Linked DNA regions of Homo sapiens: regions 1 and 2 are each linked to region 3. The links are chromatin loops, found by intact Hi-C in ENCODE. Cell type or tissue: heart left ventricle. All regions are shown on one strand. Links, peaks and the distances in the headings refer to the core of each region. The heading gives the core; the rest is flanking DNA. Region 1 overlaps CLIP1 (CAP-Gly domain containing linker protein 1). Region 2 overlaps CLIP1 (CAP-Gly domain containing linker protein 1). Region 3 overlaps ZCCHC8 (zinc finger CCHC-type containing 8).

Evidence for each region. Peaks named below come from ENCODE experiments on the same cell type or tissue, not always from the same donor. Only the 100,000 strongest peaks of a DNase experiment are listed, where the experiment ranks them.
Region 1: a loop joins it to region 3, with 2.4 times the contacts of the local background. A loop is called at or near these places in 27 of 110 quality-filtered maps.
Region 2: a loop joins it to region 3, with 2.3 times the contacts of the local background. A loop is called at or near these places in 28 of 110 quality-filtered maps.

Annotation. Positions count from the first base shown.
Region 1 is chr12:122,333,936-122,338,935 of GRCh38, reverse strand. It overlaps CLIP1 (CAP-Gly domain containing linker protein 1), which reads left to right. Exons shown (of 26, transcript NM_001247997.2): 12 at 2,188-2,304; 13 at 4,231-4,288; 14 at 4,826-4,909. Among named protein-coding and RNA genes, the nearest start is that of CLIP1-AS1, 59 kb to the left of the region's middle. In heart left ventricle, for the core only: a CTCF peak has its summit at 2,716 (motif pointing left); a DNase peak (open chromatin) is centred at 2,702.
Region 2 is chr12:122,348,148-122,353,147 of GRCh38, reverse strand. It overlaps CLIP1 (CAP-Gly domain containing linker protein 1), which reads left to right. Exons shown (of 26, transcript NM_001247997.2): 8 at 362-422; 9 at 2,005-2,037. Among named protein-coding and RNA genes, the nearest start is that of CLIP1-AS1, 45 kb to the left of the region's middle. RefSeq lists a silencer at 3,692-3,986. In heart left ventricle, for the core only: a CTCF peak has its summit at 2,565; a DNase peak (open chromatin) is centred at 2,527.
Region 3 is chr12:122,466,011-122,474,147 of GRCh38, reverse strand. ZCCHC8 (zinc finger CCHC-type containing 8) reads left to right here. Exons shown (of 14, transcript NM_017612.5): 14 at 1-2,548. The coding sequence ends at 651. Among named protein-coding and RNA genes, the nearest start is that of ZCCHC8, 31 kb to the left of the region's middle. RefSeq lists an enhancer at 47-96. In heart left ventricle, for the core only: CTCF peaks have their summits at 2,122 and 2,323 (motif pointing right); no DNase peak of the experiment used is centred there; H3K27ac peaks cover 789 bases.

The sequences.
Region 1 (5,000 bases), core at 1-5,000, 140 kb after region 3:
AATTGCTAACTAACCATAGTCGAAGATGACAAACTGGTTACAGGAAATTTTTCTCAAATCTCCTCATGTGGTTCCGAAATACTAATCAAAACACAAAAATTAATTAGAAGATAATATTTAGCTAATGCTAGTTTACTTTTTAACATCAAGATTTCATGAAAGCCAAGTTCTAATGACTATTGTCCAGTGGATTTTTTTGTTTTGTTTTGTTCTGTTTTTTTGAGACAGTCTCACTCTGTTGCGCAGGCTGGAGTGCAGTGGCACAATCTCGAGTCACTGCAACCTCCACCTCCCAGGTTCAAGCGATTCTCCTGCCTCAGCCTCCCGAGTAGCCAGGATTACAGGCGCCCGCCATCATGCCTGGCTCATTTTTGTATTTTTAATAGAGAGAGGGTTTCACCATGTTGGCCAGGGTGGTCTCGAACTCCTGACCTCAAGTGATCCACTGACCTCGGCCTCCCAAAGTGCTGGGATTATAGGCTTCAGCCACTGCACCTTGCCTGTCCAGTGGATTTTTAAATTTTATTTAAATGTCAAACTACTTTAAGCATATACACAAATAGAGAAAATAATGTAGACCACATATATTCGCATCTTAAGGTTTTTGTTTTTATTTATTTATTTTTTAAGACAGAGTCTCGTTCTGTCACCCTCACTGCAGCCTCCGCCTCCCAGGCTCAAGGGATTCTCCTGCTTCAGCTTCCCCAGTAGCTGGGATCACAGGTGTGTGCCACCACGCCTGGCTAATTTTTGTATTTTTAGTAGAGACAGGATTTCACCACGTTGGCCGGGCTGGTCTTGAACTCCTGACCTCAGCTGAGATCTGCTGACCTCGGCCTCCCAATGTGCTGGGATAACAGGTGTGAGCCACTGTGCCTGGCCTTAAGGTTTTTTGGTTTTGGTTTTGTTTTTTTTTTTTTTGAGACAGAGTCTCGCTCTGTGGCCCAGGCTGGAGTGCAGTGGCATGATCTCGGCTCACTGTAGCCTCCACCTCCCAGGTTCAAGCGATTCTCCTGCCTCAGCCTCCTGAGTAGCTGGGACTACAGGTGCGTGCCACCACGCCTGGCTAATTTTTTATATTTTTAGTAGAGATGGGGTTTCACCATGTTGGCCAGGATGGCCTCGATCTCCTGACTTCGTGATCCGCCCACCTCTGCCTCCCAAAGTGCTGGGATTACAGGCGTGAGCCACCGTGACCAGCCAAGGTTTTTAAAGTCTAGGAAATGAAATTGCTCAAGTAGCTCATTTAGAAAGTAAGCATCCACACCTTCTGCTTTAGATCATGCTGATACTCCAAGTTACAATGAAGTATAGAAAAATAGTCTATTTTGACTATTTAAAAATAGTCTCTGGGCACAGTGGCTCATGCCTCTAATCCCAGCACTTTGAGAGTCCAAAATAAGAGGATTGCTTGGGTCTAGGAGTTTGAGACCAGCCTGGGCAGCATGGTGAGACCCCATCTCTCTTTTCTTTCTTTTTTTTTTTTTTTTGAGGCAGAGTCCCACTGTGTCACCCAGACTGGAGTGCAGTGGTCTGGTCTCGGCTCACCCAACCTCCGCCTCCCAGGCTCAAGCGATTCTTCTGCCTCAGCCTCCCAAGTAGCGGGATTACAGGAGCGTGCCACCATGCCCAGTTAATTTTTGTATTTTTAGTAGAGATAGGGTTTCACCATATTGGCCAGGCTGGTGTTGAACTCCTGACCTCAAATGATCCACTTGCCTCAGCCTCCCAAAGTGTTGGGATTACAGGCATTAGCCACCGAGCCCAGCCAGAGACCCCATCTGTAAAAAAATTTTTTAAACATTAGCTGTAGTGGCACGTGCCTGTAATCTCCGCTGCTTAGGAGGCTGGTGCTGGAAGATCACTTGAACTCAGGAGTTCTAAGGCTGCAGTGAGCCATGATCACACCACTGCACTCTAGCCTGGGTGACAGGGGAGACCCTGTGTCAGAAAGAAAGAGAAAAAAAAAAAAACACAAAAATAGCCATTAGGAAATCATATCATAGAACTGATTGTTTGAAAAGTCATTGACTTCTTAGAATTAAAAACCAACACCAAATTTGTATTCCTTTCAGTTTTGTTTTATGTTTCTCATAAGTTTTTTACATTTGTTTATTTTTTTCTTCTCATTCTCTTTTGTTTTCCTTTTGTTCATTTGCTTCTATACCATGTAACACTGTGTGTTAGGCTAGTAGCATTACCAGAGAGCTCCAGGGGAGAGAGCTAAAGCTTACTAACCTTCAGGAAAATTTGAGTGAAGTCAGTCAAGTGAAAGAGACTTTGGAAAAAGAACTTCAGATTTTGGTAAGTACCTGTTGGGAATCTGAATCTCAGGGTTTCTGGCCATTTCCTGTTTTAAAAAATCCTCCAGTAAGAAATATTGTAGCTGTTTCCTTTCTCTTTCTAAGTGTTGATTCAACTTGAGTGTATTAGTTATTGGCTGATAAATATTGTCCTTTGAGGGGAATCGGATCAAACCCAAACAACAAAGGTAGGTATTACTTTTTTTTTTTTTTTTTTTTAATCTATCCCTTCGCCTTTGGTAACGCACTGCTTTGAAATGTTATTGACTACTTAGTTTTACTAAACACAGAGCCCTTCCAAGTTATACATCGAACACAGTTAGGTTTCATATTGAATGAGGCCCCTTCATATTGAATGAGGCCCCTAAACTGTGATTATCAGGGCAGTAGCTGTACTGGGCCGTAGGCGCCCTCTGTTGGCGAGGCAGGATGCTTGCTGTCTAATTAAATAAATTAAAATAAATCTAACTCAGTTTATTCCATCTCAGAAAATTACCTTCCCTTTTATATGTTTTCTCTTTCCTTAATCTCAAGTTGTATGGCATATGTATATTTTTTACCTTTTCTCAACTCTGTTCCTTCCTACTTGCCTCCTGCACTGAAAACCCGAGTTTAAACAAGGCTGATACTCATGAGTAGTGCCAGTGGTACCCACCCACATGCCATGGAAAGAAAAGCCAGAGGCTTATGGAGAAACTAGACGAGGTATATGTGCCACGCAGGGTCAGCTGTCCCAGGTCCTCCACATCCCTTCCTCTTCGCTGTTCATTACACTTCTGTGCTATTAACAGTGTGAATTAACGTGTGTGATCTTTTTTTTTTTTTTGAGACAGAGTCTTGTTCTGTTGCCCAGGTTGGAGTGCAGTGGCGCGATCTCGGCTCACTGCAGCCTCTGCCTCCCAGGTTCAAGAAATTCTCCTGCCTCAGCCTCTTGAGTAGCTGGGATTACAGGCGCCTGTTACCACGACTGGCTAATTTTTGTATTTTTAGTAGAGATGGGGTTTCTCCATGTTGGCCAGGCTGGTCTTGAACGACTGACCTCAAGTGATCTGCCCTCCTCGGCCTCCCAAAGTGCTGGGATTATAGGCGTGAGCTACTGCGCCCAGCCTGGTGTCCTTTAAGAAAATGTTTTGAGTTCATTGCTTCTCTGCCCTCCTCCCAAGCTTTTAGGATGCCTTGCCTTTTTTTTTTTCCCCCTAAGTTAGAGTATCCTTCCGTATATCTTAGGACAAGACATGCCACCTTGAGTCTGGCTGTGGGATGGCACAGGGGGCAGCCTGTGGGCTTGGATGCACTGTGGCCCCTGCACCATCTTTTCATAATCCTATCTAGTTAGAAATACTCATGTAACAACCTTCTTGATGTAGCTAGCTCGAAGTTCATCTCAGGACAACCAGGAGAGTGATTTTTAGCTTGGCCTATTGTCATGTTTAGAAAAGACCTTGAACTGTAAGTGACTTATGGGCCTTTTCAGTTTCAAAAGTAGCGACACAGACCTAGATTCAAGATATTAGATTACTCTCAGAAATAACAAACTTCAGAGCTTTGTTCACCATTTCACACAGATTTCTGAAGAGAAGGTCTGCTGTTTGAGAGGTGGCAACATGAAGCATGCACGTGCACCCTATGTATACACGCACATGCATGTACTTACCTAAGTACGAACATGCCTACATGGGCATGCTGGTGAACCTGCCTTCCCACATGTCCATACACACACATGCAAACTGCACTCTTTTGTGTGTATACATGCACATGTTTATGACCCACATGTAGTAATTGGTGTCATATGTTTGAGGTGTATTAGTTTTAATAAAACAAGACCAGCAACAAAAAGTAGACAGTATCGTAGTTATAATTGATAGAAACTTCTTGTCTTTACAATTTGAAATCTTTCTGTTCAGAATCTCTCATTCTTTTTCTTTAGAAAGAAAAGTTTGCTGAAGCTTCAGAGGAGGCAGTCTCTGTTCAGAGAAGTATGCAAGGTATGTCTTACCAGAGCGTGTGCAGATTGCTTTAAAAAATATCATTCTTTCATACTGGAGCTGACCTGTGGAGTGCACAGAGTTACACTGCTCGTAGCCTAATTTCACTCTCCTGGAAGTTCCTGCCGTGCTCAGAAAGACTGGCTTCCATTGGTTTCCTGAAGCCTCAAACTCCCAATTTTTTCTTCTTTTAGCTTAAGGCTTGTTCTGTATTAAAATGTAAGTATTCCTGGGAAGAGTGTTATTTATGCTTTCATCATTGATAGCTTTATTGAGTTTTAACTGGAAGGAGGAAAGAGAGATGAGTGGAAAGGGCCTGATGCCTGTCTGAAGTACTGATTCAGGGAGGCCAGAGACAGCGGCAGACCTGCTTCTTTCAGGCTGGACACAGCCATGTGATTTGTAAGGGGACTTTTTAGTATTCCTGTGTTCTCAGATCTCTTGAGCATAATATTTGACTGGGTTGTAAGACAGCCAAGCTCCAGATAGCTTATTAAATATGAAACATATTAAACTTCTAACTTTTATCCTAAATAGAAACTGTAAATAAGTTACACCAAAAGGAGGAACAGTTTAACATGCTGTCTTCTGACTTGGAGAAGCTGAGAGAAAACTTAGCAGGTAAGAAGACATCTCTGGTGACTAAACATTAAATACAGTAGGCTTTCCCGTATTCGAGACAGTTGTAGTATGTTACATAACAAATGTACTA
Region 2 (5,000 bases), core at 1-5,000, 120 kb after region 3:
GCTCTTAAACTCCTGGCTTTAAGCCATTCTCCCACCTTGCCCTCCCAAAGTGCAAAGATGCATTTTTAAACTTGCTATGTCTCTAAGGCATTTCTGGTGGCTGTCTGCTTGAATTCACCAGGGTAGTGATGATAGATTTTTTTTTTTTTTTTTAAATATAAGGACTGGGTCTCACTATGTTGCCCCAGCTGGTCTCAAACTCCTGGCCTCAAGCGATCCTCCTGCCTCCACCTCCCAAATTGCTGGGATTATAGGAGTGGCCTACCATGCCCAACGTGTTTTTTTGTTTGTTTGTTTTGTTTTTTTAAAGGCTGTGTGTTACTTAGTTTCTTAAGTGTTTTGTTTGGGTTTTATTCCACAGGAAGGTTGAGGACCTTCAGTTCCGGGTTGAAGAAGAATCAATTACCAAAGGTGATCTTGAGGTAAAACCCCTCCAGCTCTCTTACAGCTTTTATGGGTATCAGTATTCAGAACACGGGCGAAATAATGCACCAATTGAAATGAGCGGCCAGAACAGCCAGCTGAGGAAGTGGCGGGGGAAGGTTCTGGGGGTGGCTTTGTGGTGACGGTGCCGGTACTTGAGCCTGTGAGTGTGTGGCCCACTTCCTAGCAGAGTGGAACTTGCACTACTTCTTTCTCATGCTTCAAAATGCAAAACCATGAATTGGATCTCATCAAGTCATAAATCTGGCAGTGTGTCCTCAATTTAAAGCAGTCCTAAGTGAGACTTAATGGTGTTCGTCTGATGATTAGAAAAGGCATTTTAAATTTTGTCATAGTAGTCCATAACAGGCCGGGTGCGGTGGTTCACGCCTGTAATCCCAGCACTTTGGGAGGCCGAGGTAGGTGGATCACCCGAGGTCAGGAGTTCGAAACCAGCCTGGCTAACGTGGTGAGACCCCGTCTCTACTAAAAATACAAAATTAGCCGGGCGTGGTGGCGGGTGCCTGTAATCCCAGCTACTTGGGAGGCTGAGGCAGGAGAATCGCTTGAACCCAGGAGGTGGAGGTTGCAGTGAGCCGAGATCGTGCCACTGCACTCCAGCTTGGGGGATGGGTCGAGACTTTGTCTCCAAAAAAAAAAAAAAAAGTCCACAACAAAGTTTTTTGCTTTATCTCAGCTTTGCTTTCCAGTTGAGCAGGATAAATCCTTTTATAACCCTATAAAAGGAATATGTTGTAATTGTTAATTTTTTTAAAAAAGTAATTAGCAGAGCAAAAACTAAGAACACTTTATATTTCAACTTCTTTTACTTTCATGGCATTTGTAGAATTCATGGATTTTCCTTTAGTGTCAGGTTTCTCATCCCTTTTTAACAATTTATTCATATTAGTTTTTAAATTAGACACCAGAATTAAATGGTTTTGATGGTTTCAAGCCATTGCTAGATATATGACAAATGTAAATCATTCAGTTTTTCAAATTTTCCAGATTTGTAGTTCTTTAATCTACAATATTTTAGTAAAAATTGCACTTAACTGTGCGTTTCCCAAATATGCAGTTTTGCTACAATTTTAGAGTCTGCTGGCTGCCCACACCATGCTTAAATTTGAGGGGCCCTTCCAAACAGCAACTCTGATTTCTTTGAAAATAAATGTATCTTTACAGTTAACAAAGAGCAAGGGGGGCATTTTCTGGGTTCTAGTTTTATGGGGCCCAGAATTTAATGGTTCATTAACAATTTAATAGATATCTTCTTCACTCATTTCATATACAGCCACATTCCTTTAGTCAATTTTTGTGTTGTTCTCATCCATTTAAAAACACCCCAAAGTCTCATTAGAAGTTTCATGTCATCATCTAATTCATGTGAAATATAGCCCATGGTGTCTTCAGGAGGGTCCAGTTAAAATAATTTACATCAGCACTGGGTTGTATAGTCTGTCTGATAAACTTACTTGAAATTAATCAAATAAAGTTATCTTGAAACCCTAACACATATTGAAGCTTTATTGGAATCTCTTTTTTGTTGTTGTTTAATTTTTTTTATTTTTTTACTGATAGCAAAAGAGCCAGATTTCTGAAGATCCTGAGAATGTAAGAGGGCACTTAACTGTGTGGATATTTCCCTTGTTAACAAAGATTGATCACAGATTAAAATGCTTATTGATATACTCAAACACTAACTGCATAATCTGACCTTGGGACATTGACCTTAATGTTTCTGTGCATGTGGCTTTCAAAGCAATTACATTTATATCCTGAAGAAATTGTATGTAATGACTAAGCTCCACACATTCATGTGTTTAATGAATAGGCCAACGTTTGCTTTATAAAGAATTTTGCCAGAAAGGGGGGAAAAATGTTTTTTGTCTGGAGACCTGGCCTTCTTCACCTAATTCATAATGTCTTCTAATTTTAGTGGAATTATTCCAAAAGAGATGATATCTGGCTGGAGCATAAGGCATTCTAGATGTGGAGTTGTGGGAATTCTGGGGAAGTTTCCAAGTTGTCTAATTTTGCTTCCCATGAGAGGAAAGGGGATTGTGAGGCTGGCTGCTGTCCCGGAGCTGACTGGCTGCCTTTTCAGTGTGCCCCCGCCACTGGCCAGTGCCTGCCAGTGCAGCTGATGAGACATTTAAACTTCTGTTTGTTTCTACAATATTTTCCTTAGTTGCAAAACTAGAGGCAAGCGTTTGTCAATGAAGACAATAGCATGTTTTAAATTGTTATTACCGAAGTGAGAGTTTTCTAGCTGTAGCATTACTAGGTATGCAGGTGTTTTATTTTTCTTCCTCCAAGTTCAAACACCCAGTACAAGTCCTTGCTATGTGGTCTCCAGAGCCCTGCTTCCTGGTGTACCCTGCCAGCTGTGCTGCTGGTTGTAAAGAACCTGAAAACGTTTTGCCTTGATTTACTGCCACATAAGACGGAAATTAAAGAATGACATTACTTCCTACCACCTCCTGGCAGCTGAAATAGACAACTCAAGACTAAACTTTTGGCCAGGCACTGTGGCTCACACCTGTAATCCCAGCACTTTGGGAGGTTGAGGCGGGCAGAACACCTAAGGTTAGGAGTTTGAGACCAGCCTGGCCAACATGGTGAAACCCTGTCTCTACTAAAAATACAAAAATTAGCCGAATATGGTGGCACGCACCTGTAATCCCAGCTACTAGGGAGGCTGAGGCAGGAGAATCGCTTGAACCCAGGAGGCAGAGGTTGCAGTGACAGGAGATCATGCCACTGCACTCCAGCCTGGACAACAAGAACAAAACTCCATCTCAAAAAAAAACAAAAAAAACAAAAAAAACAAAAAAACACAAGACTGAATTTTTTAAAAGGTCTTCGTTCTGAAGGGTTCCTTTTTGTGAAGCTACTTCAGTGATCTGGGTCTCTTCTCTCCTTCCGAAACAGGCTCCCGCTGCCCCCGGTGTCAGTCTGCATGGGATTTCCCCCCTGCCTTTCCTGTGCGCTTCTCGCAAAGCCTTTGCTTTCCTTCTCAATCCCCTGTCCCAGGACTTTCCTCTTGGGATACTCTGTGTTCTTATTCTAAGAAAGGAATGATTTTACAAGAAGGGTTGTCCTGTTCAGTGTCACATTTTTACTGTGTGCTGTGGCATGGAAGTGGATCACTAGTTCCCTTGCTGCTGATTGATCACTCAAGGTCAGGAGTTTGAGACCAGCCAGTTCGAGACCAGCCTGGCCAACATGGTGAAACCCAGTCTCTACTGAAATACAAAAATTAGCCAGGTGTGGTGGCGCATGCCTGTAATCCCAGCTACTACGGAGGCTGAGGCACTGTAGAGTCCCAGATAATGTGTATATAGACCCATCAGTAAGGAGGCGTTGGCTACGCTTATCTGAAAGATCTCTGAATGGGGAGGAGATCACATTAAATGTGTATTTGCTTTTTATCTGGAAATAGTGACCTTTTACCCAGAGGACACTTAACTGTGTCAAGAGAAGAAAGGTTCTATTGCCTTTTCTTTTTCCTACTACTGTAGTTTTGGATTTCAGCTCCTGAGGCTGTGACCCCAATTATGTAGATAAGGATTAGATTCTTTTCTTATAAAAGCAGGGAAATTGAACAGTGTCCATCCAAGGCACATACAGACCAAGGGGATTATCCAGACAGTTAGGGCTTGAATTGTATTTCATTATTTTTGTGGAGTATACAGAGCTGAAGCAGGTGATGAATTAAAAAAAATTTTTTTGTTCACCTTTTAAATATCTCATCATGGTTTGTCGATACCTGGTTTACAAGCAAAGTGACCTCTTGAATGTATTGAGGTCCCCGAGTCCCACTGGAATGAGTGAAGACGTTTGCAATCTTCACTTTTACATTCCCCCCTCTACTGAAGCTCTGCACTTTGTGTCACTTTGTTTAGAGTCTGTTGTCATTTTTTCATTGCCCATAATTGTCCAGACTGATAGGTCAATTAGTACCACAAAGTATTTAAATTACTGCACGTAACTGACAGTTGCTGAGAGCAGCCCTGCGGGTGTGGGCCTTGTCAGTCACTGATTCTGATAACTGATAACCTCTTGTGTAAGAGAGGTGGGGGTGGGAAGAGGTACATTTGGACCTAGATTATTTCAAATTAAGATTCTGCTGCACTTAAACCTGTTAGAGATTATCCTCTGGGTTCCCTATCAGGCTACATCCAAGTGCGTAATGGTGGGGAGAGCAGAGTATCTGAGATCACAGGTTTTGAATCACCTTAGGAACCCACCAGCTCTTTTTGAGAGAGCTCAAACTCATGCCTTTGTGTTGAGTTGCGTTTTTATGTCTGAGCTAATAAAAACAACTTCATCTTAAGGTAAAAATAATAAACCCCTTACCAGTTTGAGGTAAACTTTCCTCCTCTCTTGAGCCTCTCAATTGGACTCCTTCAGAGATGGAGACTATAGAGGATAATTATTACTAAATTTTCTCTTTGTAATTCTGAGTCCTTTTTTCCCTCCCTGGAGCCCAATAGCCTTTGGGACATCCACTGCTGGAAGGAAACTAGAGCTTCCATGGCCTCTTCCCCATCACATGTAGGAATGTTGCTAAG
Region 3 (8,137 bases), core at 1-5,000:
ACCCCGCCGCTGACTCCCAGTGACTCACCCCAGACCAGAACAGCATCTGGAGCTGTGGATGAGGACGCACTGACTCTAGAAGAACTTGAAGAACAGCAGAGGCGGATCTGGGCAGCTCTTGAGCAGGCCGAGAGCGTAAACAGCGACTCCGACGTTCCTGTGGACACACCTTTAACTGGCAATTCCGTTGCCTCATCACCTTGTCCAAATGAGCTAGACCTCCCTGTCCCGGAGGGAAAAACATCTGAAAAGCAGACGCTGGATGAGCCTGAGGTACCAGAGATTTTTACAAAGAAATCAGAAGCTGGACATGCCTCCAGTCCAGACTCTGAGGTGACATCACTTTGTCAGAAGGAAAAAGCAGAGTTGGCTCCGGTAAACACTGAAGGTGCCCTTCTTGATAATGGCAGTGTCGTACCAAACTGTGACATCAGCAATGGGGGCAGCCAGAAGCTCTTTCCTGCAGACACCAGTCCTTCAACGGCCACTAAAATTCATAGCCCTATACCTGACATGAGCAAATTTGCAACTGGAATCACGCCATTTGAATTTGAGAATATGGCAGAATCTACTGGAATGTACCTCAGGATAAGAAGCTTGTTAAAGAACTCACCCCGAAACCAGCAGAAAAACAAAAAGGCCTCTGAATAATGGCTTGACTTAGCACTGAGAGCTATTTAATAACTTTGTTCCGTTAATTAGTACTAATTAAGTGGATAGATAGAATGGTTTTCCTGTTTGTCCCTCCCATGTTTAAAAATCTATCCAAGGTTCATGTTCCAAAGTCAAGCCTATTTTAAAGAAAGACTGAGCTCACTAGTTCAGTATATTTTATTCTCACTGACAAAACTTGGGGGGAGATGTGAATATGACCTGGTTTAGAGAGGGTTTGTTAAGGTTTATACTATTTTTGGATTGTGACTATCCGTCGAGAGTGATGGTTTTTATCTGTCTTTTGTACATTGTTTTCCCTTTCTACATTTTGCTAATTATCCTGTATATAAGTTTAATATATCACTTTTTAAAAGAAAAAATTCTACCATTTTAAATTCATGTTTCAACTCCTACAACCAAATGAGAAAAATCAGGGATGAGCAGCTTTATCCCATTTGGGGTATTTTTGTAAGTGATTTACATGTGTCAATTTTAGTAATACTTTTACTTTTTTGTAACTTCATCCTTCATATATGCTTGCTATACAGGTATGTTCATCTTTGTGTACAGAGGTTTAATAAATTAGTTTTCATATACATAATCTAAGACTTTGAATACAAAAAAGTGATTCACAGGTAAAATCAGTGTATATAACCTTTTTTTTTTTTGAGACAAGGGTTTCACTCTTGTTGCCCAGGCTGGAGTGCAATGGCACAATCTCGGCTCACCGCAACCTCCGCCTCCCGAGTTTAAGCGATTCTCCTGCCTCAGCCTCCGGAGTAGCTGGGATTACAGGCATGTGCCACCACGCCCAGCTAACTTCGTATTTTTAGTAGAGATGGGGTTTCTCCACGTCGGGTCAGGCTGGTCTTGACCTCCTGACTTCAGGTGATCTGCCCGCCCAGCCTCCCAAAGTGCTGGGATTACAGGCGTAAGCCACCTCACCTGGCCGGTGCATATAACTTTTAAGTTTAAAAGTAAATTGTTGGCCAGGCGTGGTGGCTCATGCTTATAATCCTAGCACTTTGGGAGGCCAAGGAGGAAGGATCACCTGAGGTCAGGAGTTCGAGACCAGCCTGGCCAACATGGCAAAACCCCATCTCTACATAAATACAAAAATTAGCCAGGTGTGGTGGTACATGCCTGTAATCCCAGCTACTCGGGAGGCTGAGGCAGGAGAATCACTTGAACCTGGGAGTGGGAGGTTGCAGTGAGCCGAGGTCGCGCCATTGCACTCCAGCCTGGGCAACAAGAGCAAAACTCCATCTCAAAAAAAAAAAAAAAAAAAGGTAAATTGTAAAAATCAGTGGTAGCAAAACAAAAATAATGATAGGAATTGCAAGTTTGGGTGTTTTCAGTGGATTTCAGCCTTAAATATAGAAACAGCAGAATTTTTGAAAAGTAATTATTTTGAAAAATGAATGGCATGCAGCTAGCCTTTGTATAAAAATAATTTTCTAGATTTGAACCCTAATAGTTAAAAATTAAAAATTAAACATAAACATACTGCTTTTAATTGTCAGGTATATATATAAGATAGAGCTGAAACTGTGGTTTAGGTCTTTCTGTGGAATGCCATTACATCTTTATATTAGTCAAGTCCATGAAAATAAATGTTTAGATCGTCTTGAATTGTTAGTCTCAGGCAGTGTTATCCTGCTCTCAGGCCAACAGGGGGAGCAAAATAGAAACATTCCAGATATAGCTTTCATTTTTGAGAACTTGAGTAATCAGAATTTACTGTTCTGTAAAGAATAAAGGAAAGGAAAATTATAAAGAGAGAAATTTCTTTTTAAAGCCCTCACAGAATGTGCTAGAAATAGAATAAAATTTAAAATACTTTTGGCTTCTTTTCCTCAGCTTAAGTTCAAAATAAAAGCAATCCTTTACAGTTGTTTACATAGTGTTTTTAACCTGATCTCGCTCAGCATTTCTGTCAGGCAAATTATTATCACCACTTGGAAGTAAGGAAAGGGAGGCAGAGAGAGGTTAAAGGAACTTGTCGACATTCCAGAAGTGGTTCTTAAGGTGAGTGTTCAACTAAAGACTTGACTATTCCCTAAATCAGAGCAGTAGTTGTTTAAATGTCCCTTTAAGAAGTACTGCATTAGTAGAGTCACCTGTGAATACCAGAGGTCTCTTAATAGTTATCTCTTTGCCATTTACCAGACATCGTGTTAAGGTATTTTTGTGCATTACCCCATTTTCACCGTCACCACATTGGGTAGGCATTGTTAACCTCATTGTTGAGAGGAAATACACACAGCTAAATACACACATACTAAAACACACAGCTGATACACAACCTAGTAAATCTAAATCTAGATCTCTCTGACCCCCGTATCTGTGCTCTTAACTGCTGTACTGCCTCCTTGTCAAAAGCTCTACAAAAGCACTGATTCTTTTTTTTTTTTTTTTTTTTTTTTTGATACAGAGTCTTGCTCTGTTGCCGAGGCTGGAGTGCAGTGGCACAATCTTGGCTCACTGCAAGCTCCGCCTCCCGGGTTCAAGTGATTCTCCTGCCTCAGCCTCCCAAATAGCTGGGATTACAGTCATGTGCCACACACCCGGCTAATTTTGTATTTTTAGTAGAGACGGGGTTTCTTCATGTTGGTCAGGCTGGTCTCGAACTCCCGACCTCAGGTGATCTGCCCACCTCTTGCCTCCCACAGTGCTGGGATTATAAGTGTGAGCCACCGGGCGCCCAGCCAAAAGCACTGATTCTCAAAAAATGGGCTATTTCATTTGTTCAATTTTTGGGGGGTGTTGAGTGGGGGACAGGGTCTCGCTCTGTCACCCAGGCTGGAGTACAGTGGCATGATCACAGCTCACTACAGCCTCCACCTCCCAAGTTCAAGTGATTCTCCTGCCTCAGCCTCCAGAGTAGCTGGGATTACAGGTGTGAGCCACCACACTCAGCCTGTTCAGCCACTTACTGAGGACATACTTCTGATAAATGTTCTTCAGTGTGCTTTTCCGCATTAAAAAGGTGGATCACGAGGTCAGGAGATCGAGACCATCCTGGCCAACACAGTGAAACCCTGTCTCTACTAAAAAAAAAAAAAAATTTTAAATAGCTGGGCGTGGCGGTGGGCGCCTGTAGTCCCAGCTACTCGGGAGACTGAGGCAGGAGAATGGCGTGAACCCAGGAGGCAGAGCTTTCAGTGAGCCGAGATCGTGCCACTGCACTCCAGCCTGGGTGACAGAGCAAGACTCCATCTCAAAAAAAAAAGAAAAGAAAAGAAAAAATACTGTGGCCCAGCACGGTGGCTCATGCCTGTAATCCCAGCACTTTGGGAAGCCAAGGCAGGCATATTGCTTGAGGCCAGGGGTTTGGGACCAGCCTGGCCAACATGGTGAAACCCCCATCTCTACTAAAAACACAAAAATTAGCCAGGTATGGTGGTGCATACCTGTAGTCCCAGCCACTCAGGAGGCTGAGGCACAGAAATCACTTGAACCCGGGAGGCGGAGGCTGCAGAGAGCAGAGATCAGGCCACTGCACTCCAGCCTGGGCGACAGTGAGACTCTGTCTCGAGGGGGAAAAAAAGTGCTGGAATCTGCCTTTAAGGAGCTTATCCAGTACCAGGAGAAAATAGAGGGTTCCCTCTCAATTACAATACGATTCAGCTGGCAGCCATGAGAGGAAGGCAAGGTACTTGGGCCATTTTGTGGTGGTGAGAGAATCACCTGTGGAGGACTGACTTCAAATTCTCCGGACCACTGGATTTACTATTCATTTGGAGGGTATTTGAAGACTTCTGGAAATAGGTAACCATTGAACTAATCCTTAAAGCGTAGGTAGGAGGATTCATAGACAAAAATGCACATTGAAATGTATAGAAAGGCCGGATGTGGTGGCTCACGCCTGTAATCCCAGCACTTTGGAAGGCCGAGGCGGGTGGATCACGAGGTTAGGAGATCGAGACCATCCTGGCTAACTTGGTGAAACCTCGTCTCTACTAAAAATACAAAAAAAATTGGCTGGGCATGGTGGCGGGCGCCTGTAGTCCCAGCTACTTAGGAGGCTGAGGCAGGAGAACGGCATGAACCAGGGAGGCGGAGCTTGCAGTGAGCCGAGATTGTGCCACTGCACTCCAGCCTGGGTGACAGAGCAAGACTCCGTCTCAAAAAATAAATAAATAAATAAAACGGAAATGTATAGAAAACAGTGAAGAAGAAGCAGGAACGCTCAAGAAATGCAGAATGGTAAAAAAAAGTTTTAAATTAAGAGCGGCGTATTCATTGATGCTAAGAACTCTGGATTGCTTTGCTCTGTGGTCTGAATTTTATTAGGGAAAAGAGTCTGCTAAAGATCTTTCAGTGGAGAGCGCCCTCCTCCAAGTGGTTTTTTAAGAAGATAATTCCTAAAGCAGAAGTCTGAATGAACTGAACAGAGGAGACCATTTATGGGAGGGAGCGCATAAAGCAGGAAGTAATTGCCTCGAGCGGGTGCCCTATTTATTTATTTATTTATTATTTTTATTTATTTTATTTTATTTTTGAGACGGAGTCTCGCTCTGTCGCCCAGGCTGGAGTGCAGTGGCGCTATCTTGGCTCACTGCAAGCTCCGCCTCCCGGGTTCATGACATATTCCTGCCTCAGCCTCCCGACTAGCGGGGACTACAGGCGCCCGCCACCACGCCCGGCTATTTTTTTTGTATTTTTAGTAGAGACAGGGTTTCACTGTGTTAGCCAGGATGGTCTCGATCTTCTGACCCCGTGATCTGCCCGCCTCGGCCTCCCAAAGTGCTGGGATTACAGGCATGAGCCACCGCGTCCGGCCGGCAGGTGCCCCATTTTAAAAATATATTGTTGGCCGGGTGCTTTGGCTCACGCCTGTAATCCCAGCACTCTGGGAGGCTGAGGCGGGCAGATCACCTGAGGTCGGGAGTTCAAGACCAGCCTGACCAACATGGAGAAACCCCATCTCTACTAAAAAAAAAAAAAAAAAAATTAGCCAGGCGTGGTGGTACATGCCTGTAATCCCAGCTACTCGAGAGGCTGAGGGAGGAGAATCATCTGAAGTCGGGATGCAGAGGTTGCGGTGAGCCGAGATCCCACCATTGCATTCCAGCCTGGGCAACAAGAGCAATACTCCGTCTCAAAAAATAAATTAATTAATTAAAGTAATAAAATAAAGAAGTATTGTTTGCTGTTTTGGAGTATTGCAAGACTGTTGGGTGGAGGAACAAGTTACTGTTTCAACTTGCCCATGCCATGACAGGTTCCAGGTGTGGGTAGATGAGGTAAGAACCAGACGTTTGTCCTTCAAGATTGACTTGGAGCAGGGGTGGGGATATCTCTTTAATCTTTGTCTTGGGTTAAAGGGAATGTAAACTGCAGTGCAGGTTGCTAAAACAAGGCCAGCTCTTTGTTGTTGTCTCCTAGAAGCAGGTAAGTGGAAAGAAGGAACTGCCCTTATTAAAATAGAAAACGACCTCGTTCTTTTTTCAAAAGGTCACATTTCCTTACATGGTGAAAATGCCGTCCACTTTCTACTAACATGAAGCGTCCTCCTGGTTGATTTTATTCTTCAAGTTCTCGGCTGGAATCATTTTGCTTTTTTCTGTCTTGAATTGGGGTTTTTTTACTTTTTTTCCCTCTAGGTAAATTTTTTTTTTTTTTTTTTTTTTTTTTTTTTGGAGATGGAGTCTCGCTCTGTCGCCCAGGCTGGAGTGCAGTGGAGCAATCTCGGCTCACTACAAGCTCCGCCTCCCGGGTTCATGCCATTCTCCTGCCTCTGCCTCCCAAGTAGCTGGGACTACAGGCGCCCGCCACCACGCCCGGCTAATTTTTTGTATTTTTGGTAGAGACAGGGTTTCATTGGCCGGGCACGGTGGCTCACACCTGTAGTCCCAGGCGTGACTTTGGGAGGCCGAGGCGGGCGGATCACAAGGTCAGGAGATAGAGACCATCCTGGCTAACGCGGTGAAACCCCGTCTCTACTAAAAATAAAAAAAATTAGCCGGGCGTGGTGGCGGGCGCCTGTCGTCCCAGCTGCTTGGGAGGCTGAGGCAGGAGAATGGCGTGAGCCCAGGAGGCGGAGCTTGCAGTGAGCCGAGATAGCGCCACCGCACTCCAGCCTGGGTGACAGAGCGAGACTCTGTCTCCAAAAAAAAAAAAAAAAAAAAAAAAAAAAGGAGACAGAGTTTCACCATGTTAGCCAGGATGGTCTCGATCTCCCGACCTCGTGATCCGCCCGCCTTGGCCTCCCAAATTGCTGGGATTACAAAGTGAGCCACCGTGCCCAGCCCTCTCTAGGTAAATCTTTAGAATTTGTGGATTATCATTAGCAGGCAAAACCAGCAAGGGTGTTGTAACAACCTTTAGTACGCAAGTTGCTTGTGTCAGAGACGTTTAAACCAGAGCGACTCTATCTCGTATAGAGGCTGGGTAAAATGAGGCTGAGACCTACTGGGCTGCATTCCTAGATGATTAGGCATTCTAAGTCACAGGATGAGATAGGAGGTCAGCACAAGATACGTGTCATAAAGACCTTGCTGATAAAACAGGTTGCAGTAAAGTAGCCAGCTAAAACCCACCAAAACCACGATGGCCACGACAGTGATCTCTGGTTGTCCTCAATGCTAGACTCCCATCAGTACCATGACAGTTTACAAATGCCATGGCGACATTAGGAAGTTACCCTATATGGTCTAAAACGGGGAGGCAAGAATAATTCACCCCTTGTTTGGCATATCATCAAGAAATAACCATAAAAATGGGCAACCAGCAGCCCTGGGGCTGCTCTGCCTATGGAACAGCCATTCTTTCCTAATAAACTGCCTTTCACTTTATGGACTTGCCCTGAATTCTTTTTTTTTTTTTTCTTTTGAGACGGAGTCTCACTCTGTCACCCAGGTTGGAGTGCAGTGGCCCAGTCTCAGCTCACTGCAACCTCCCTTTCCCTGATTCAAGCAATTCTGCCTCAGCCTCCTGAGTAGCTGGGATTACAGGCCCCCGCCACCATGCCTGGCTAATTTTTTTATTTTTAGTAGTCATGAGGTTTCAACATGTTGGCCAGGCTGGTCTAGAACTCCTGACCTCAAGTGATCTGCCCGCCTCTCCCTCCCAAATTGCTGGGATTACAGGCGTGAGCCACCGTGCCCGGCGTCATCATCTAGGACTGCATCCTATGCACACATTTCCACAGTACTAAAAGGTTTACCTTTAAAAATGTTAAGTGCACCGGGCTTGGTGGCTCACGCCTGTAATCCCAGCACCTTGGGAGGCCGAGGCGGGCGGATCACGAGGTCAGGAGATCGAGACCATCCTGGCTAACATGGTGAAACCCTGACTCTACTAAAAATACCAAAAATTAGCCGGGCGTGGTGGCGGGCACCTGTAGTTCCAGCTACTCGGGAGACTGAGGCAGGAGAATGGCTTGAACCTGGGAGGCGGAGCTTGCAGTGAGCTGAGATTGCGCCACTCCACTCCAGCCTGGGCGACAGAGTGAGACTCCCTCTCAAAAAAAAAAAAA